2 separate regions of the Homo sapiens genome follow, and region 1 is linked to region 2. Evidence: chromatin loops called from intact Hi-C (ENCODE). Cell type or tissue: heart right ventricle. All regions are shown on one strand. Links, peaks and the distances in the headings refer to the core of each region. The heading gives the core; the rest is flanking DNA.

The links. Hi-C counts contacts between places; a loop is a spot of excess contacts. Peaks named below come from ENCODE experiments on the same cell type or tissue, not always from the same donor. Only the 100,000 strongest peaks of a DNase experiment are listed, where the experiment ranks them.
Region 1: it touches region 2 in a loop (4-fold over the local background); 2 of 110 quality-filtered maps call a loop at or near these places.

Annotation. Positions count from the first base shown.
Region 1 is chr9:87,217,048-87,228,649 of GRCh38, reverse strand. It overlaps LOC105376126 (a long non-coding RNA gene), which reads left to right. Exons shown (of 15, transcript XR_007061642.1): 11 at 4,373-4,544; 12 at 7,403-7,534. Among named protein-coding and RNA genes, the nearest start is that of LINC02872, 74 kb to the right of the region's middle. In heart right ventricle, for the core only: no CTCF peak of the experiment used is centred there; a DNase peak (open chromatin) is centred at 4,532.
Region 2 is chr9:87,153,817-87,165,418 of GRCh38, reverse strand. It overlaps LINC02872 (long intergenic non-protein coding RNA 2872), which reads right to left. Exons shown (of 2, transcript NR_161226.1): 2 at 5,693-8,846. Among named protein-coding and RNA genes, the nearest start is that of LINC02872, 11 kb to the right of the region's middle. In heart right ventricle, for the core only: no CTCF peak of the experiment used is centred there; a DNase peak (open chromatin) is centred at 4,798; H3K27ac peaks cover 1,394 bases.

The DNA of each region.
Region 1 (11,602 bases), core at 3,466-5,965, 64 kb before region 2:
AGCATCTGCTTCTGGGGAGGCCTCAGGGAGCTTTTTACTCATGGAGGGAAGGCAAGGTGGGAGCAGGCATATTACATGACAGGGGCAGAAGCAAGAGAGAGGGGAGGCGCTACACACTTTTAAACAACCAGATCTCATGAGAATTCATGCACTCACTATCATGATAATAGCACCAAGGGGATACTGTTAACCTACTCATGAGAACTCAGCCTCCATGATCCAGTCACCTCCCACCAGGTGCCACCTCCAATGCTGGGGACTACTATTCAACATGAGGGTTGGTGTGAGACACAGATCCAAACCATAAGTCTGGTAAGATTTTGCTCTGTGTATTATAAGGCTTCGTTAGTGGGTGCATAAAGTTTAGAATGCCTTTTTGGTGAATTGAATCAGTTATCATTATGTGGTGACCCCATTATTCCTAATAATACTTTACATTTAAATTTGATGTTGTCTGATAGTAATGTATCTGTAACAACTTTCTCTGAGTTGGTAGTATTTACCTGGTATTTGTTTTTCCATTTTTACTTTTTCAATTTTTCCGTGGTTTTCCTTTTACTTTCCATATAGCTGGAGAGGAGGTAGGGAGGGCAGGAGACTAATGTGAGCCAAAGTCAGCAAAAGAGAAAGAACTGAGACAAATGAAAGAAAGGACAAATTAAAAAGGGCTCAACTTCAAAAAGTAAAATAGTTCCTTCTTATCTGCGAGAGATACGTTCCAAGACCCCCAATGGATACCTGAAACTTCCAATAGAATGGAACCTTATAAATACAGTACTCTGTTTTTTCCTATACATACACACCTCGGAAAAAGTTTAATTTATAAATTAGGCACAGTAAAAGATTAGCAACAATAACTAATAATAAAATAGAACAATTTTAACAAGAGACTGTAATAAAAGTTATGTGAATGTGGTCTCTTTCTCTCTCTCTAAAAATGTTTTCATATTTTTGGATCATGGTTGGCCAAGAGTAAGTGAAACCTTGGAACAGGAAACCACAGATAAGGGAGGGCCAGTGGACCTATGGGCTAAGATTTACGCAAATGTATCTGTGCGTCTGGAGCTTCATATACAGAAAATTTAAAGAAGAGAAGAAAAATCTTCTTTAGCTAAAGATCCCATAGAAAAAGTCAAATAACTGTCATCAAACTGGGAGAAACTAGTTTTAATATATGTAGTAGAAAAAGATGAATATAACAACATATGAAGAATGTCTATAGTTTGATAAGAAAAAGTCTATCAGGAAAAAAGATATGAATAGATAACGCACAGAAGATGAACTGGAAATAACAAATAAATGTATTTAAAAATGCACAACTTCACTAGTAATCAAGGAAATGCAAATTAAGATGAGCTTTGATTTTCCATCTCTTAGATTGGGAAATACTCCAAAATTAAATAACATTACGTATTGATAAGGGCATAGAAAAAAAGTAACTCTCTTCTCTAAATTAAATTTCTGGTCAGGGTTTAACTCTTTCTTGCCTTTTTTTGTAGGGCATTTTGCCAAACCTTTTAAAATTGCACATATTCTTTGAGCCAACAATCTCACTTCTTGGTATCTACCCAAAAGAAACACAGCCACATGTGTGCAAGAAGGCATGCAAAAAACTGTTCCCTGTGGTATTTTATAGAATAATTTTTTTCAAAAACCTCTGAATTTCCACTAGTAGGGCAATAATTAAAACTTTCACAATCCATATTATGGAATATTATGCAACAATATTTCAATGCAAGAAATCTATATCTACACTGATGGAAATATCTAAAGACTTCTTGTTAATTAAAAGCATTCACAAAGTAAAAGATTATTCTACTTATGTAAAAATACAGACTTGACACAAATTTTTTATTTATGTATTTTCATCATACATACAAAAAGGGTTGAGTGGATACACACTAAATTCATTACAGGTATTATACCTAGTAAAAGAATGGGGCCGGAGGGAATATTTTTAGAGTGACTTTACTTGAATCTACATTACTTCAATTTCTTACAATCAGAAATGAGCTCATAGTTAACTGTGTAATTAAAGCAATTGTTTTTAAAAAGAAATGATCATATGTTTGACTAATGGGTACATTTTTAGTATGATTTGATGTTCACTGTTTAGATTAATTGGATCACAATGTTTAATGCAATGATGAAATTCTTCTCTAAGCTTAAAGGATAAGGCTAGCACATAGGAAAATCTACTGGTGGACCAAGCAAACTTAAAATTAAGTTCAGTCTTTAGGGAGAAACGTTATGTCTAGAGTAAAACATACAATTAACAACTGTGAGCAAATCTCTCTTCTCTGACCAAAGGGAACACGGATGCTTGATATGGTTTGGATGTTTTGCCCCCTCCAAATCTCATGTTGAAATGTAACCTCTACCACTGGAGGTGGGCCTAGCAGGAGGTGTTTGGATCATGGGGGCAATTCGCTAATGAATGTCTTGGTGCTATCCTCATGGTAATGAGTAAGTTTTTGCTCTATTAGCTCATGTGAGAACTGGTTGTTTGAAAGAGCCTGGCACCTCATTCTCTCTCTCTCTTACCCTTCATTTGCCATGTAAGCCTGCTGCCTCTTCATTTTCCACCATGACTGTAAGCTTCCTGAGGCTTCACCAGAAGTAGATGCTGGTGCCATGCTTCTTGTACGGGCTGCAGAACTGTGATCCAAATGTTTCTTTTCTTTATAAATTACCCAGTCTGAGATATTCCTATATAGCAATGCAAACTGGACTAAGACAATGCCTTTTGCAGTTGAATTATGGGGAATTCTTGGTAGACAACACTGGCAGGCAGAAGGTGAGTGGAAATGTCTGGAACAGCTCATACTCCCTATTTTAGTTGGTGCATCTCACTCTCCCAGAATATAAGGATCTTTTTCTTTTGAGTATCCCCTTTGAGGCACTGGGGTAGGTATTACAAGCCGGTGGCACAGGGCAAATGGCCTGATCCTACAGAAGGTGTCAATGTCTTTAGGATTATAAACTAGTGTAGAGACCCCAAAGCCTACAAATTGAGTGATGAATTTTAATCTGGCTTAGGTCTTTAAAAATTAAACTGAAAATCTGAGCTGTAAGGGTCTGGTCTAATCTTCCACTTTACAAAGGAAGTAACTGAGGACCTGAGGGTTAAGTATCCTCCTCAAGATCACTCAGCCGAGAATGACTCTTCTTATATTCTTCAGTGGCTCTGAAGAGATTGTAAATGACCAGGGTAACCTCTCTCAGGATCTAGGGGCTCCTCAACTGCTGCTCGGTGGAGGGACTGATTTAAAGCCTTCTGCTTACTTTGCAATAATTCTGGAGAATGATCAATTCTGAGCAGAGATGTTTAGGTTCAGAGCCCCCAGCTAAAGCTGCGTATTTATGGAGAATTCCAGACATTATTTATTGTTTTCCTTTCTCAGGTTGTCATGATATTTTACCATTTAAATTCTACTTTCAAGTGAGATTTTTAAGCCATTATCCCAGTGAACAAAGGAGAGATAAAGCTATCAAAGTATAGAGATTTCAAAGGTTAAAAACTCATAAAACTTGGAAATTTAGAATTAAAGCTATTCCAGTTGAATACTTATTAATATAAATCTAAAACAATATTGAGTAATGTCCCCTGTTCTCACATTTCTTTATTTCTTTTTCTTTTGTTTTCTTTTTTTTTTTGAGACAGAGTTTCACTCTTGTTGTCCAGACTGGAGTGCAATTGTGCGATCTCTGCTCACTGCAACCTCCACCTTCCAGTTTCAAGCAATTCTCCTGCCTCAGCCTCCAAAGTAGCTGGGATTATAGGCATGTGCCACCATGCCCAGCTAATTTTCTACATTTTTAGTAGAGACAGGGTTTCATTATATTGGTTAGGCTGGTCTCAAACTCCTGACCTCAGGTGATCCACCCACCACCTCCTTGGCCTTCCAAAGTGCTGGGATTACAGGTATGAGCGACTGTGCCAGGTGTGTTCTCACATTTCTGAGATATTTACTTACAATAAAGATTAAATAAGGATAGGATATTGGTCTTTGACGTTTACTGAATTTCCTGGGTTGATGTAGGATGCCATTATCATTATAGTTTGTCCAAAATACCAGAAACCTTTCTGTAACAAAAACAAAATTACCTGTTCTATTCCCTTATGTCTTTTGTTACCCTGTCCCTTTATGTATGCATGCACATGCATGTGCATGCACACACACACACACAGAGGCAACGTTATTTCCAAGCAACAAAACGAAAACAGGACCTGTAAACTCAAAATAAATTGTCACCTTTGTGCTGAAACTGTACATAGCCATGCAGAGCCTTTTTACAGTGTCCAGAGAGATTGTGAAGGCAGGCGACCTGTGCTTGGGGTCCGATTTATGACAGTCTGACTTTGTTACAGGTTCAGCAGAGGACACATCTGGAACCCCTTTCCTGCTGGAGTGGACAGTGGAGGCAGCGCCACAGTGGATTTTCATTGGTGTCTCCCCTGGCTGCCTGGTGGCTGCCTGTCAGAGCCAGCGCTTGAGAACGTGGCTGCTAGTGAAAGTGTTTATGTGTTTATGTGACCACAGGTATGTGCCCTTGGTGACAGATCTATTCCATGTTGTACGTTCTGTCAGGCAGTGGGATGTGGGAGGAAGCCAGAGGGAGCGTCCCTGAGGTTGCAACGTCACACTCAGGAGAGGGAGGGTCCCTGGGGTACGGAGTCTGGGCTTTGGGAGAATGTGTGTGGCGTTTCTCCTGGATTCTGGCTGAATGAGGTCTTTGGAAATGGCACTTCCTCTGCTGTTAAATTTAGCTATGGTTTATCCAATACAGAGGAAGATGGCCTATCTCACAAGTGACACGTCACCAGTTCCCTACTTTGCAAATGCATTTTCTGAGTGTGATAGCCACTGCTTAGCACAGCCCTAACTCTGGTCAGGTGAAGATGATTTCCTCTCTGCCTGCCAGTGAACTCTGAGCCTTGAACACTCCCTGAGTTTCAGGAGAAATCTTCCCACAGACTAGAAGACATCTCTGCTTGGCAAAGCCCAGTGACAGCAGGAATGTTCTTTCCCTTTCCTGAAGGTTCCAGGAAGGAAAAGGGCTGTGGGATACCAGCTGACCAGTGTTGTTAAAGGCTGACAGGGAACCCAGGGCCCTGCTGGGCAACGTGGGGAATACCAAGGCAATTGAAGTCACAACATTTGGATGTTGTTGTTTATTTGTTTTTTGCTTTTTATTTTGAGATGCTTCCAGCCCCACAGGGAGATAAAATGGAAAAGTGAGAGGTCTGCTCCGTGCCCTTCCTCATTGCTGTGTGCCCTTCGGGGTGTTCCACAGGTTTTGTTCTTGGCTTTCCCCATCTTCTTCGACACACTCCCCATTTCCAAGCCTCCCACAGTGATTGGCAGTTCCCCCCCAGCCCGAGATCTCTTGATCACTAAACCCGTGTATCTGTCATTTAATATCTTGTGGACATCGCCCCGTTGCCTCATGGGTGCCTTACTGAGCGGTCCCTTGCTGACTCTGGCATTCTCTTCCTCATATTTGCATGTTTCAGTTAAAGGTTCCACGATCCTCCTCGTCTCATAGGTTAAAAATCTCAGGGGCATTTTGACAGTCCCTTCTTAATCACAGCCTTTTGATTTTTACTTCTAAAGTATCTCTTGAATACAGTTTCTTTCCTCCATTGCCAAAGCTTTAGCTTGGATCTTCTGCATTTCTTCCTTGGATGATCAGAGGCACCTGTTAGTGGTCAGTATTATGAGAATAAATTCTCCCTTTTCATAAGAAATATTTTATAAAATCCCCTTTACTGCCCTGAAATGAAATTTGTAAGTGATGTAATCTACTTGCACATGTATTTTAAAAATTCATTTAGAGCCCCAACTTTGATGTAAAAGAAAAATACAATTAAAATAGAAGTTTATAACATAATAATACATGTTTCAGGACATGAAGACTCGGCATGACAGAATTAAGTGATTGGTTGCTGCACCTCTGTGGAAAATTGTCAGAAATGTGACAGCTGCAAATGCAGCCCACCAAAGGCCTTTAGCATGTTCGATGGGTGGCTCAAATATGGAGAGGGGTGCTGCTGTTGGTGACATAATTTTCCAGTAAGGTGAAAACTCACAGGAAAGTTCTGACCCAAATAAAGTACAATCTTCCCATAACTTATAGACACAAAGGTTGCATTCCTGAAAAATCCAATATATATTAAAATCATGCCAACCCAGCCCATTTGTTTTTATATGTAAATGTGTAGCAGGACACAGAACGATTCTCTCATGTGGGCAAGTGTCCCTGCATTTTCAGGACATCCAGCACCCCATTTTCTACCCATTCACTGATAGCCATGCCCCAAAGCATTGCCTCAACCAACAAACCCTCCCGCAAGTTTAGAAAATGTATCTTGGCAATTGGTAGTGTTTCTATTGGGAATCACTGCAAAACCTCAATTTACTTAGGTAAAGTTTTACTTAAATAAGCAATGCACAATTGTCGCCTCCTTTTAAAAGATGAAGATTTTTACAGGTGCAGTTAAATTCCGTCTGCTTCCACCCCTACCCTAGTCTACTGCACACTCATTCTAAGAGGCAAGCAATGTCAACAGTTGAGCATATATCATTCCAGAAGTTTTATATATTCACCTACAGTTTATGTATCCATAGAAAATATATGGTACCTGGTGTGAGTTGAATTGTGTCCCCTCCTCCAAACTCATATGTTGAAGTCTTAGCCTCCAGTACTTTAGAATGTGACCTTATTTGGGAATAGCACCTTTGAAGATGTAATTAATTAGGTTAAGATGCAGTCATGCTGGAGTAGAGCAGGCCTCTAATCCAGTAATGACTGCTGTCCTTATCTGGGAAAATTCGGATGGAGAGACACACACACAGGAATGGGGTCTCTCTCTGTCACCCAGTCTGGAGTGCAGTGGCACAATCACTGCTAACTGCAGCCTTGACCTCTTAGGCTGAAGTGATCCTCCTGCCTCAGCATCCCAAGTAACTGAGTCTACAGGTGCATGCCACCATGCCTGGCTAATTTTTTTTTTTTTTTTTTGGATAAGGTCTTCCTATGTTGCCCAGGCTGGACTTGAACTCCTGAGCTCAAGTGATCCTCCTGCCTCGGCCTCCCAAAGTGCTGTTGTTACAGGCATGAGCCACTATGCCTCACTGGGGTGATTCTTTAAAGCCAAGGAACACCAAAAATTGCCAGCAAACTGCTAGAATCTTTGAGAGAGGCAGGGGACGGATCCTTCCCACACCACCCTCAAAAGAAACCAACCCTGCCAATATCTTAATCTTAGACTTTGAGCCTCCCGCACTGAAAGGCAATGAATGCATTTCTATTGTTTAAATCCCGCAGTTTATCTAGAGCTTTGTCATGGCAGCTTTAGCAAAGGAATACAGTACCCTTCTGTGTTTCGGTGCTTTAGGTAGCAAACAGATAAGAAACTATCCGACTGAGGAGCAGCAAGGGTCTGGAGCTACTGCGATTGGGTGACCTGGGTAGAGACCCTCCTGGAGATTTCACTCTGACTAGAACTGGAAGGACAAACCCACCGCAGGTATAGACTCTTGCATACAAACTGTGTCTTTTTCCTGAGTCCCATCTTACAACAAAAGACATACCCATCAAATCAGATTTGCAATCGAGTTGTTTGTGTCAAAAGAGAAATGTTGTAATTAACCTTGAGACTTTTTTCAAGCAGCAGGTTTGCCTTATAAATGAAAAATAATGAATAAGCCAAACTGTACCCAGGGGTATGACAGAGTTTTAACTGGCTTCATGTATAGCCAGTGTGGCTGGGAGAAATGTGATCTCCATTTCATTTCAGATCTTTCTCTGAACCTTCCATATGCATGCATGATGGAATGGGTTCCCAAATCCAGCTTGAAATGTAGTGCATGACATACTACCCACGCAAATAAAATGAATAGTTCAAAATTATGGGGCACTGACAGAAAAAGCAGACCTTTTAATATCTAGTTTCATTGAGTAATGCATTTAAAATAATTTGCAAACTGGAAAGGTAATTAAAAGGGTCCTTTTACTCCCCTATGCCACATGTCACAGTCTTTAATGTTTAATGAGAGTTGCTCTTTGAGTCTAGGATTTAGTGAAAGACATTTGGCTTGGACAAGAACTAAGACAAATGCTGCTAACATGATTCTATTCAATTTAGTGCTTTAAATACTTTCAGGAATGGTGGATTATTTTCAAAGTAAGGTTTGTGGAAGCTGGGAATTTTGAAGTATTTTACCTGGAAATTATCTATCGGAATGCTTCTGTATGCTTTAAAAAATGTATACTCTACATATGGACACAAAGAAAGGAACAAGAGACACTGGAGCCTACTTGAGGGTAGAGGGTGAGGATTGAAAAACTACCTATTGGGTACTCTGCTTATTACCTGGATGATGAAATAATCTGTGCACTGAAGCCCCGCAACACACATTGACCTATATAATAAATCTGCACATGTGTCCCTGAACCTAAAATGAAAGTAAAAATATGTATATTCTAAATGGAAATTTGTCAATATAAAAAACTTCTGTTAATTTTCTAGATTATAAAATAGTTTGAGCTAACAGAAACCTATAGTATTTTTGGTCTTCATTAAAAACACAATATATTTGTGTATGAACATTACAAAGGTATATATTTTGCTACAGAACTGTACAATTATCCTCCATATCCAACATAATAGAGACAACATTATTTATAATTGTATGGACATAGTACTGTAAAATCGAAATTTTTATGTCAGTTTCCTTGACTGATTTAAAAACCATTAAAAATATAAATACTCCTCTTCTGTCCCCTTAAATTTACTGTTTTTTTTTTTTGCATCTTTCAACAACACAGTTAGAATATTAACAAATTCTTAGTGTTTTTCTTATGCCTACTTGTCTCACCTATTTGTCATTTAAAAATTGTTTGGAAAGGTAGAGCAATTTTGGCAATTCAGCAAGATCCTCACATCCTGCTTTGAAGAAGCATTAAATATTTTGTCCAGCTTAGCTGTCTGAAAAGAATGATCAGTTCTGTCATGGTGGGACACCATGGAAGTTCCTTGGGAGGTTGACAAGATCAAATACACCGCACTGCATCTGTGACAGTTTTCTGTGTGGAGTGTCTTTTCCTAATACACCTGTGTGTGCCGCCTTCATCATCACGGCCAGCTTTGATAGTAGCCCTGAGTCATTGGTCCCAGGGCCTGAAGTGTCCTTCTGCCTTTTGCCCTGTCTCACCTTCTCATCCTTTGTGCCTTCAGCAACTTTGTTTCTGTTGCAGAAGAGCCTTTCCTGGGCCTTCACCTCACTGGGTCAAACCACCTCCACCCTCCAGTACCTTCTCTGGACACTATTGTCTTCCCTTTGCTCACTACAGTTGTGACGCCACACTTATTTGTGAAAGGATATTGTGGCTGGCTGTCTGCTTCCATGGTCTGTAAGCTCCAGAAGCACAGGAGCTTTTTAATTTTTTTTGAAGAATCAAAGAATCAAATCACCTGTTATTAATATTGTGTTTTTTTCATGAAAATTCATTTTAGATGATAAACCTGACCTCATATGGTAAGGTAATCATCTCAAAACCCCATGCAGTTTTTGTTGTGTTTTTTTTTTTTGATAAAATATACACTGTATAAAATTTACCATTTTGACCCTTTTAGATATACAATTCAGTGACATTTACTACATTCACATTCACCGTGATCCAGCTCCAGAACTTTCCTATCATCTCAAACTGAAACTCTGATCCCATTCATCGTGAACTTCCCATTCTCCCCTCACCCCACTGCCTGGCAACCACCATTCTCCTTTCTGTCTCTGTGAATTTCACTGCTCTAGGTGCCTCATAAAAGTGGAATCATGTAAAATTTATCTGGGGCTTTGTTTAATTCTGTTCACCTGATGCTTAATGAAGCACCTGGCCCGTAATAGGCCACTACTAAATACACTTACTAAATACTGGAGAATAAATGAATGAAGCACAGGGTATGAAGTATTTTGATTTGAAAGCATTGCATGAAGGGATTGACTACTCTGGAAAGAAGGAATGATGCTTTTCAAAACATTGACTTGTGTCACTCAGAATCCACCCTACGCCTCGTGGAATGGCCACAGACCAGACCAGCGTGCTCAAGGGCAGAATGCATGCCATGTTTTTAATTATTGAGAGCACTGCCACGGGGAAGGAGCACAGTATTCCAATTCATATGATTAAGGCCTCCTCCAAAAGGGAGCTCAGATGTTGATGTGCTTTTGCATCTTCTTCATTCACTCAGAAACATTGACTGACACACTGGTTGTGCACTTGAGTATGATGGGATAGAGACAGATGTTTGCTCTGTGCTAGTGGGGTAGGCAGTCTTGAGCACCAGTTTTCAATGTGTGGTTCTCGATTGTTTGCCTCAGAATCACCAGAATGGATGTAGCTTGTCAGCCTTCACTGCAGACAGACTAAGCTCAAATATTTCAGAGGGCGGCGGGAGAAATCTTACACTGGGACAATTTCCTCTGTCCTTCTCACTAATGTTGGAGTCCAGAGAGGCTCAGGAGGGGTGTTTATTAAATGCAATGTCCCCCAATTTGACTTCACCTGGGTCAACTGGTACCAAATCATACAACATTCTAGTGAGGCTTCATCCAGTTCTGAGGTGCCTGCTGTTCACCAGGGCAGCATGCTGGCTCATAATTGGGGGCCCAAGTGCTTGGTGTGTTCTCTGGTCTCTTTCAATAGCTGCTTGTGTGTGTGGATTCTTGAGGCACTAGGTTAAGCCACAGCTGATTATAATGTCTCCAAGGACAGAGAGACATTGCTTAGCCACTGGCCTGAGATGCGTGAGCCTGGGCATTTCACTTTACTGCTCTTGGCTAATAAAATGAGGACTAAAATCTCTTTGCCATAGATTGAGAAAATTACACAAAACACTGTAAGGTTCCTAAAACAGGGCTAGTGATTCAGTAAATACTTAAATGATGTTGATCCCCAAGGACATTATTAATTGAGAAACTGCTAATAATGTTCCCCTCAACTACAAAAGTTCTGCAGACTTCTGCAGTTTTCTGAATGAGAGCATAAAATCAAGATAACAAAACTAAGCTCATCCAAAGGTGCTACTATGTGAAGGGAAATGGTAGGGATAGTGCTACAATCTTCATCACATCTGCTGACAGCCCCAGCACAGCCCCACAGGTAGGGCAATTCGAACTTCACATAACAGCCATGGTCCCAGCAAGAGTTTACCTAGGTGGTTCAAGTAAAGAGAGTTGAAGGAAGGTATTACTTTCAGAGGAGCATGTAAGGCTAACGGCACAAGCAAGGGATGCTGAGAGACCCAGAGGCTCATCACAGCAGGAAGCCATTACCACCTCCCTTAGGCCAGGAAGGACATGGGAAGAAGTGGTGCTACTGGAGCCTACTGAGAGCTGCACTGTGAAAGGGGAGGCTAATGTAGCAGGAACAGCAGTCACGGAGAGATGCTAATATTGCCAAGGCACGGCACCAAACCAGGGAAGAAAGACTCTGACCCTCTCCTCTCCCAACCTCCATGCTCCCAACAGTGCCTGCTATTGGCTAAGTCTGAACAGAAACCAGCCAGGAGCAAGCCACTGGCGGGGGAGCCCAG
Region 2 (11,602 bases), core at 3,827-6,326:
CAAATACGACAAAATGATAACTGTTGGGGAATCTATGTGAAGATTATTCAAGGACCCTTTGTACTGTTCTCACAACTACTTCACAATAAAATGTTACAAAAAGTTAATTTTTTTGTGATGACAACTGTGATTAGTAGCATGCCACTTAGCAGATAGTTTTGGAAAAAAATTGTACTTAATCTGCTCCTATTAGGAAAAGTGCCACTTAAACAATAAGTAGTTAAAAGATTTGCATTTCCCTGATTATTAGTGATGCTGAACATTTTTTTGTGTTTATTGGCCATTTGTATATCTTCCTTTGAGAATTGTTTATTTATGTCCATAATCAAAAAATCAAAAAATAATAGATGTTGGTGAGGATGCAGTGAAAAGGGAACACTTTTACACTGCTCGTGGAATGTAAACTAGTACAACCACTATAGAAAACAGTGTGGAGATTCCTTAAAGAATTGAAACTAGAACTACCATTTGACCCAGGAATCCCACTACTGGATATCTACCCAGAGGAAAAAAGTCATTATATGAAAAAGATGCTTGCATACACATGTTTATAGCAGCACAACTTGCAATTGCAAAGATATGGAACCAGCCCAAATGCCCATCAATCAATGAGTGAATAAAGACATTGTGATATATATATATATATATATATATCACATGGATATGTGATATATATATATATATATATCACATGGATATGTGACATATAAAACATGGAATACTATTCAGCCATAAAAAGGAACAAAATAATGGCATTTGCAGCAAACTGGATGGAACTGGAGACCATTATTCTAAATGGAGTAACTCAGGAATGGAAAACCAAACATCGTATGTTCTCACTCATAAGTGGGAGCTAAGCTATGGGATGCAAAGGCATAAGAATGATACGGCGGACTCTGGGGACTCCAGGCAAAGAGTTGGAGGAGGGTGAGGGATAAAAGACTACAAACTGAGTATAGGGCATACTGCTTGGGTGACGGGTGCACCAAAATCTCACAAATCACCAGTAAAGAACTTACTCATGTAACCAAACACCACCTATTCCCCCAAAACCTATGGAAATAAAATTAAAAAATAAGTAATTTAAAGAATGCTTTTTAAATAGAGACTTTTGCCCACAAAAAAAGCATTTTGGGAATGAAAGCTTGAAAATGTTTTTCATTATCATGATTCTGCAAAAATTTTATGAGTATACTCATACAAAATACTTGTATCTGCACACTTCAATAAAAACATGAGATTAACTTTTCTAACCTGTTGAAAAGTCTCCCAAGTGTGGTATTTCAGTAAAATTCTGTTCTAGATAACTATCACTACATAAGAAACCACTCCAAAACTAAGTGGCTTAAAATAACTTTTTATCTTTCACAGTTTTGCGTATAGACAAGGTTGTCTAGATGGTTCTCATTTGGGGATCTCTTCTACAGCCGCAGTCAGATGGTGAGTGAGATTGAAGTTATCCAACAATCTCTTCACTCTATGTCTGGTATCTGGACTAAGATGACTGGAGCAGCTGGGGCCTGGTCAGTCATCTCTTTCCCTCTTTCTCTGTATTTTGTAATACATATTATTATAGAAAGCCCAAGCAATTTATATCACATTACATTATATTAGTTATCAGTTATCTAGAGATGATTTAAAGTATACAGAAGGATGCGTATGGGTTATATGCAAATACTACACCATTTTATATAAAGGACTTGAACATCAACTGATTTGGGTATCTGTGGGGGTCCTGGAACCAATCCCTGGCAGATACCAAGGGATGACTGTACATCCTATTGGGTCTGTTTCTCTGTAGAACACTAACATATAGACAAAAGCCAAAGGCTTCTGATGATCAAGTCTCAGAAGCCATGCAGTATCATTTTTACGATATTCTGTGGCTAAAGCAGTCACTAACCAGCCAAGATTCCAGCGAATGGAAGAACAAAGTTCTTATCTCAACAGGGGAGTGGTGTGCATATATAGGAAAGAGATAATGGCAGCCATACTGAGAACATGCTACCAAACTTTGAAATCTAATTTGTTAAAAATACAAAAAATGTGACATGTTCTGATTACTTTTTTTTTGAGAGAGAAAGAGTCTCACTCTGCCACGCACTCCACTCTGCTGGAGTGCGGTGGTGTGATCATAGCTCGCTACAGCCTTGATCTCCTGGGCTCAGGCAATCTTCCTGCTTCAGCCTCCTGAGTAGCTGGAACAACAGGTGTGCACCATCACAGTGGACTGATTTTTAAATTTTTTTGTAGAGACAAGGTCTCAAACTCCTGAGCTCAAACGATCCTCCTGCTTTAACCTCTCAAAATGCTGAGATTACAGGCATGAACCACCCTGCCTAGCCCTAATTACTTTCTAAGGAAAATATATTGATAAATGGGAAAAAGAACATTTCCAGCCAAACTTTTGGAAAATACTTTGTTTAATTTGTGAATGAGATTAAAAATGAATGTTATGATTTAGACAGTACAGCCAATGATGTACTTCTTCCCTTAGAGTTTACCTTTGCCCAGCAATATTTTCAGCTATGACAGACAATAAATTGAACTTAGAACCAAAGTTTCCAATGGCTGTATCAAAAAGGGTAGAGTCAATTTTTTTAAAAAAGGGGAACATATTCAATTATTTTATTCTCACTAAAATATTACTATTAAGAATAGTTTTATTGAAAGAAAAACTTTTGAGTGTTAATAAGTATTATAAAATGTTACCTAATTTATAGCCTCCCTTTTAATTTCAATTTTTGTATATAGTTTATAATGCACATAATATATCTGTACAGTTGCATTTTAGAGAGAGGCATCCAACTGTTAGGCTAAGAGCATAGATTCTGGAGCTAGATACCAGGAGTTGAATTCTGGTTCCACTGTTACCTGCTGTGTGACCTTGAACAAGTTACTGGACCTCTCTGCACCTCAGTTTTCTCAACTTCAAATTAGGGGTAATAATAGTGCCTCATCATAGATTACGAGGATTATTTAAGCTAATATAGAGTTTGTCACCATATTTAGCCATAACAACTACTGTTTAGCAACATCTTTTAAAACAAAAATATGCAGATCGTTTGACCTAACAATTCCATGTCTAGATGTGTACTATAGGAAAATACTCATGTGCCTGAGGAACTTTGTGCAAGAATGTCTATCGAAATATCATTTTTAATAGGAAAAATATTGGAAACCATCTAAATATATAGGGAAAATGTTTAATAAATTGTGGCATATAGAAGGGATGGAATATTTCACAGTAGTCAGGTAAATTTACACGTACTGATACAGAAACATCACCAGGATATTAAGTTAAAAATCAAGTTGTGGAATAATGTGTACAACATGATTCTATGTATGTAAAAGACGATCTTGACATTATATATTTCTATATTCATAGTTGTATCTACATATGAATATTTGTATCTACATATATATTTGAATGTAAATATAAATATGTGTACATATGCATTAAAAGGGTCTGGAAGGATATGCCACCGATATGGTTTAGATTTGTGTCCTCACCTGAATCTCAGGTTGAATTGTAATCCCCAATGTTGGAGGAGGGGCTGGCTGGGAGGTGATGGGATCATGGGGGTGGATTTCCCCCTTGCAGTTCTCATGATAGTGAGTTCTCTTGAGATCTGGTTGTTTCAAAGTGTGTAGCACCTCCCCCTTCTCTCTCTTCCCCTTCTCCTGGCCATGTAACACATGCCTGCTTCTCCTTCACCTTCCACCATGATTGTAAGTTTCCTGAGGCCTCCCCAGCTATGCTTCCTGTACGGCCTGCAGAACCATGAGCCAATTAAATCTCTTTTCTTTATAAATTACCCAATCTCAGATAGTTCTCTATAGCAATGCAAGAATGAATTAACACAGTCATCCTTAGTTTACAGGAGAGTCAGTCCAACATGACCGTGGGTTTTTCTATATTTCATTAATATTTGATAAGGATGCCCCTATATAATGATTATGTAATTAAAGATATGTTTGTCATATCTTTCAAAAAGAGTGAGTGTCACTTCTCCAGATTGTGAAAGGGAGTCACCAAGCTTGACAATTAATTACATAATTGTAGTTACAATGGAGAAAACAGGCAAGTGGGCTTTTTGTTGTTCTTTCTCAAAAACTGTTCATTTCACTCATAACTTCAATGCAGTAAGAATATTTTTTTCTTTTTTTTCAACTAGCAAAAGATGGAAAGAGATTTTTTGAAAACATTTACTATAGTTAATGGCAAAAGCAGAAAATCTAAGAACTTGTGCATGTGGTTCCTTTCAAAACTCGCCATGATAATAGTTCATTCAATTAAAAAAAACACTTTAACAATCACTTCCATGGAAGAGAGGTTCCTTTTGCCACTATCAGTTTTTTACTCTTATTTGGTTGAGACAAAAAAAGTGGGGAGACAGGTATTATGGCAGATTATTAAATCTGTATCATATGTTATTCCTAAGTGAGAATCACTTTTCCAAAGTCCTGGGTGTAATCATCTCTTGAAATACAGCTTCACTACATGCCTCGAAGTCACTGGCAGTTCTCCAAAGAGACTAAACAGAACTTCAAATATTATTTTAGGACACTGAGGGAAAAGGAGAGAAGTGAGATTGATTTCATTTTAAATGACTGGAGCCGAGCTTTGCAAGGTCCAGTCTTCTCTGCCTTATTCCTGGGGCTTTTGTATGCCAATTAGGGAGTATAACCTGGATTCAGAAGTTGGGCTAAACCAAGGCCTCATTGTAACAGAGATGGGGAGGAGACACGCTCCCTTCACAGCTGTCCTTGTGTGTCAGCCCAAGTAACAGATGGGAACAGCTGTGCCCCAGCCACATGTGCCCTCGTGAGAAAGCCAGCGCAGATCAGTGACTCCTTGTGATTTCAGAAAAGCAACTTGATCCTCTTATGGAAAGTGATGGTGTTTGTGGTTGTTTCATAGGGTCAGGAAAAGCCTAAGGAGAGACCCCCAGCCTCAAACTCTGTCCTTCAATAGGGGCCGAGCAACCCCAACAAAAATCAAAACCAAATTCCTGAACCAGAGAAGGAAGCACTTCCAATGTGACAGGTGCTCAGGGCTGGGCTTGTGAAGTTTTGCTTTGGGTGCCTGGAAGATGAGAAGAAAACAGAACTCACTTTTCTGTCTGGTTCTGTAGGAAACCACACACACAGAACCAGACACCTAGGAGTGGGCGGATAGTGATCATGCAAGGGCACCCTGTGTGATGAGCAGAAAGCAGTCGGGTGGGGTGTCCTGCAGGGAGGGAGGCAGGCTTCAAGCCCCCAGCAGCTCAGGCCACCAAGAAAAAGGATCCATAACAAAATGCTTTCATCCTCACCAGTGTCCCTGGTGATTCAGGGGCTCTTCCTCCTCGTGGAGATCATGGAAGGCATCTAACATGCCTGAGATGAAAGAGTATCCCTGCTAATATTAAGTTCCTTAATATTATTGACTTAATAATAAGCCAAGTTAATTGAAACATTGGATAGGTTTACCTCATCCAAACATAAAGGGACCACTATGATAAAGCCCTGGGATTGGACATTAAGGATTATTTCTGTGCTTTGTAGGTTTGTTTTTATTTATCTGGGGGTTTTATTAGGCCTACAGTCCAGACTCCCTCCCATCCCTCACTTCTCCTCTGGGCAGCCACTTTTTGTTACCTGTCCTTTGAAGTTTCTTAATGCATATCCAAACAGACACATATAGATCATTGCCTGTCCTTTTATTTATTATATGGTAGCAGGTTATAGAGAGGGTTTCATTTTTTTACGGTTTTCTAACTTTCCATTGTATGACGTATAATAATTAATTTAATCAGCATCTTATTGATGGACATTAAGTTTTTTCTAGTGTTCTTTGTGATTACCAACAATGCAGCCAGGAGTAACACTCCACGTATGTCATTTCACTCATATGCAGGTTTCCTATATGATAAATTTCTAAAAGTAGAATTGCAGGGCCAAATGGCATGTGGATTTTAGTGATTCAACCAAATTGTTCTAGATGCCCACAAGCAATCTATGAGAATTTTCCACATTCTCATAGCGTATATTCACACTTTGAGTTTTGCCATTCTGACAGGTGAAAAGCAGTGTCTCAGTGTAATTTCAATTTTGATTTTTCTTATATGAGTGAGGCTGAACATATTTTTATATGGGTAAGAGTTATCTACATTTCCTTTTCCGTAAACTCTTCATATCCTTTGCCCATTTTTTCTGAGTTGTTGGTCTTTCCCTCTGAATCTAGTAATTTTTAAAAACTGGTTATTGTATTTTTCAGTTTTAAAATTTCCATTTGGTTCTTCCTTACATTTTCTATTTCTCTGCTGTGACTTTCCACTTTGTCATTTGTTTCGAGCATTCATACTTGCTTTAAAATCAGGGCATTTGTATAATAGCTGCTTTATGATTCTTGCTGGATAGTTTCAACATCTGTGTAATCTCAATGCTTACAATTGCCTTTTCTCTTTCAAGTTGAGATTTTTATGGTTTTCAGTGTGATGAGATTTTGGATTGCATCCTAGACATTTTCAGTAGTATGTTATATTATTCTGGTTCCCATTTCAGTCTTTGATTTTAGCAGGCACTTGACCTGTTTAAGTTCAGAATGCTTGTTCCGGTTCACTTTGTGAGCTGTGGCTCAAAAGTCATTTCATTTTCAAAGCCTTTACAGTGCTATTTCAATCTGCCCCACTTGGGTGCTACCCTGATGCCAATCTGAAACCCGGGCAGTGTTTCAGACCAGTGTTCAGTTTTTCTGACCCTTGAATCTTTTTGCTGTGTTGTTTCTTGTCTGTTTTGTGCATGGGGCACTCAGAGTTCTAACCAGGATTTCATACACAAATTTAGAAAATTGCTTTCTCCAGTTCTCTCCCCCACATAGTCCTCCCCCAGCCTCTAGTTAGGAGTGGGAAGGGTATGGTCACATTACTGCAGGAGGAGGAATAAATGAGTGGGCTTCATCCACAATGTCCCCCCAGCAGCACATGGTGGCAGGGGAAGGGGTTAGCCAGCACAAAAGGGCAGATGTGGTCAAAATGTTTTTGCTCTGCTGGAAACACTGGTCATTTGGCTAAAAAGAGTTTTCTTGGGGTTTTTAAATTTGTACCCATCTGTGTTTCCGGGTGGTAGGCATTGCTAGAGCCCACACTGCCATACACGGGAGAAAAAAATTAATGAACAAAAGAAAACAAACACATAAACAACACCCAAGGCACTCCCTGCTACATGATGCCTTGAGTATGGAGGAAATCGCCAGTTTTTATTTCTTTTTCCAACTTCGGAGTCTTCTGTGGGTTGCTTTATAAATTTTGTCCAGAGCTTTTTGTTATTGTTAGTAGGAAGAATAGGGCGGAACATGCTTAGTCCATTTAGTCTAGAAACTAAGTTGTGGAGATCTACTCACTTTTTATGAAACTGTCCCCCAGAATATACTCTGTACCTGCCCCACCTTCCTGCTCCCTGAAAACCCCAGTAGGTCGTTTCTCCACGCCTGGGTCTGGATCATGGCCAGTAACGCTTTCTGACCCCACCTCCCCATGCCTCAGGGGTCACGTGGTCTCCGAATTTAGGTTCCATATCTCATCTAGCAAAGAGGTGAAGGCTTGCATGCTCTATAAACCATGTTACCCCTATACACCGTGCTTATCTAGGTAGTAACTGCTGATACAGTCCCCACACTTACCTCCTGAGGACAAACACTAATGCTCAGAGGCAGTGCCATTGAAGCCATAAGAAGGAAATACTTTCATAACCGCCTCATAATATTCAAAGTTTCTCCCCCACTAGGCAGTCAAATTTCACATTATTATGCCCTTTCTCATATCCGCTTCCAAATTATGCTGCCTCAAGCCTGCCAGCCAAAGAAAGGCCCTGTTCCCGAGCCAGCTGTGTCTCAGACAGTTGCTTACCTGCCAAGGCTTGAAGACTACCTCTGCACGGGTAATTAATTCTGTTCTCAGTCAAGGGCTTTCACATGAATCTGTTCCTGGTTTTCCCTATTTATAGGTTATTTTATACTCACAACTCTCCCTCTTTAACAAACAAAAAATAGTATGAAAACAATGTCAGCAACAAGAACAAATAAATAAATAAAAACTCCCTGCATCCTGCCACTCTGCTCTGATTACCACCATCTCTTCTTTCCTTTTCAGACAAGTTTCTTGGAATGGTAATCAATGAGTCCTCATATCCTCCCTGAGATTCATATCCTATCTCAGCTTTGTTTAACTCTCACCACTTCATTAAAGTTCATCAAGGCCTTCAACAAACTGAATATTGCCAACGCCAGAGGGTACTTGCTAGTCCCCCTAACCCGTCACCCTTTCTCAATACTCTCAGCTCTTCTGCTTCTGTGATAGTCCTCTCTTTTTCCTCCCACCTCTGTAATAGTTTTTCACCTTCTTCATGAACTTCTCAGCAGCCCATCATCCCTTCAACATGAATGTTAATAAGATGATGATGACGATGATGATAACCCTCCCCAGCATGTACTGAGCTCTTATGCCAGGTTCTAGGACAGGTAGCTGGAATGCATCATAACATTTAATTCTCATAAAAATCCATTTTTGGAATGTGGAAACTGAGAAATGTCAAGTTATTTGCCCAAGTTTAGGCAGCTATTCCATGGCAGGGGATTTAGGCAGGGGATTTACCAAAGAGATTCATCTTTGGTCTGTTTCACAGTTCACTTTGCATCTTCTCTTTGAATTATTTTGGCTGTTTTCATGGTCTTCCCGAGTGACATCTATCAAGAGGTTTTTCCAATCTGGGCTTCCGACTCCTAAATCAGACTTTCTCCTGAAGTTGTCAATCTGGATATCCTCTACTGTATTAGTCAGGGTTTTCCGGAGAAACAGAACCTATAGGATAGATAGGTATATCGATAAAAATAAATTTATTATAGGAACTAGCTCATGTGCTGATGGCAGTTGAAAGTTCAACAGATGATCTGCTGTCTGCAGACTGGAGAACCAGGGAAACCAATGATGTAATTCAGTCTAAGTCCAAAGGCCAGCAAATTAGGAGGCTAGTGGTAAAAGTTCCAGTCTAAGTCCAAAAACCTGAGAACCAGGAGTGCTGATATCTGAGGGTAGGAGAAGATGAATGTTTCAGCTCAAGCAGAGAGAGAGAGAGAATTTGCTCTTCTTCTGCTTTTTTGTTCTATTAGGTACTCAAATAATTGGACAATGCCCACACACATTGGTGAGGGTGGATCTTCTTTGTGCAGTTTTCTGATTCAAATGCTAATCTCTTCTGAGACACAAGCACAGACACATCCAGAAATAAAGTTTTACCAGTGATCTGGGCATCCCATAGCCCAGTCAAGTTGACACACAAAATTAACCATACACTTAGAAACCTCATAGAACTCATAATATTCCCTCCTCTATGCCACCTGATCCTTCTGCTGTGTTCTGGGTCTTTGTGATTGAGATAGCTAGCTTCCACCCAGTCGTACAGGGGAAACACACAAAACATTTTCGACTCCTCCTCTCTCCTTTGCCCTTCACTTATCATAAAGCCTATTAATTTTATTTCCTGTTTCTAGAATCCAGCTTTTCTTCTCACCCCAACTAGTACTCTCAGGCTCAGGTTCTCATACCTTCTCTTTTGGTTATAGCAATGAATTCCTACAAAGTTTTCCTACTTTCATTTTATCTTTTTTTAAGTCAGTAAGCTTCACTTAAAGTGTCTTCCCTCCTCCATTCCTTCCCCCTAAAACACCCAAAACATAAACATGGCAATTTGGGTTATCTATTGCTGTGTAACAATCCACATGAAAACTTGGAAGTCTAAGATAATTTATGATTATATCTCCAATTCTGTGGGTTGTTAAGGGGCAATCCTCAGTTGGGGTATTTCATGCAGTTGCATTCAGATGGTGGCTTGGAATGGAGTCATCTAAAGGCCTGACTTGGCTGGATGTTCATGATAGCAATGCACAAGATAGTTTTGGCTGGGAGCTCAGCTGGGGTGACTGACCAGAGCACCTACATGTGGCATCTCCATGGGGTTTAGACTCTGACCGCATGGCAGTTTGCTTCTAAGAGGAGATGTCATGGTCCAGGAGCTAGTATTCTGAGAGAACTAGGCAGAAGCTGCAGGACTACTTAAGACTTCTTCTTAGAATGTCACTTCTGTTGTCTTCCCTAAGCCAAGCAGTTGCTTAGGCCAGCCTAAACTCAAGAAGAGAAAAATTAAAGCCTACCTTTTAATGCAGTGAGCAGTACACATGCACAGAGAGGAAAGCCAGTGAGGTGATATCTTGGAGACTATCTACCTCAATGACCATATCATTTTCATGTGTCTAACTCCTGAATTGCTCACCAATCACTGGGACATGAAGTCCAAGCTCCCTGTAGTACAATGCATAGACTTTCTAGAGTTTGCAACACTGACTTCTCCAACATCTTTTCCTTCCACTCCCAGCCCTCCACATTTATTGCTTATACATCTCTCTATCCTGCCTCTGCCATAGACCTTAATGGTTATTCCCTCTCGCCACCCACCTTAATATCCTTACTAAACCTTCTTTTCTTAGTCAACTTCTACTTCATCCTTTAAGGCCACTTAGACACCACATCCTCCAGGAAGCTCTCCTGGAATCCCAGCTTGGGTAGGGTGAGCCACTTTTGTGGGCTTCTGTTGCACCCTTAGTGCACTTATCATAATACTTGTTATAATATAATATTTGTGTTGATATTATACATTCATGTTTCTCTTTCCCTTCACACCCCTAGATGATTAGCCCCTTGAAGGCAGGAGCCATATCCCATCCATCTTTGTACCTTTGGTGCACTTTGGTGTGGTAGCTTTGCAATGTGTCAACTTGCCTAGACAGAACTACATTTCCCAGAATTTCCTCCCCTGCATGTTTCTGGTTAGAGTGAGCCACAAAAGAGCCTCCTATGGGACATGTGAAGGTTGGAGGTGAAGCAGCAGCCTTTTTTGTAGCTCACACATATGCTGCTTGTTGCTGGTGTGGGACAGCAGGCCCCTGCTGTCCTGCTTTGGCCTCTTGGCTCCTGGGCCAGCTCTGTGATAAAGGGCACAAGCTTTTCCTGCAGGACACCCACACCATCAAAGTCAGAGGCAGCAAGAATTGGCATGAGTCTCAGTCCATCCTCATGGGTTCCAGCTTGTGCCCGTGGGCTCCATCTTGTCCTTGCTTCCCCACTGCCTGCCTTGTGGACAATGTCCTTACAGAGATTGCTTAGCAAGAACCCACAACTTTGTAAGGTACAAATCCCTGTAACAAAGATACACACACACACACACATAGGTATATATGTATATGTGTGTATAAGTGTGTGTCTGTGTGTTTGACATGCATACATAAAACATGTATTACCTCCTAGTGCGTCTGCTTCTGATTGAACTATGACTGACATAGATGAGAGGGTTTATCAGGAAAAATTTGAGACATGTCAAAAACAATGACAAATCACCTGCTTTTTAAAATAATCATTGCTGTAATAATATTACAACTAATCATATCTCCATGCCGTCTCTTCACCATCCCACAGGACAGTGTCAGAGAGGCTGGGTTCGAGGCTGGCTCTATCACTTTCTAGCTATGTTTGTTGGGCAAACTCCAAACCTCAGTTTCCTCATC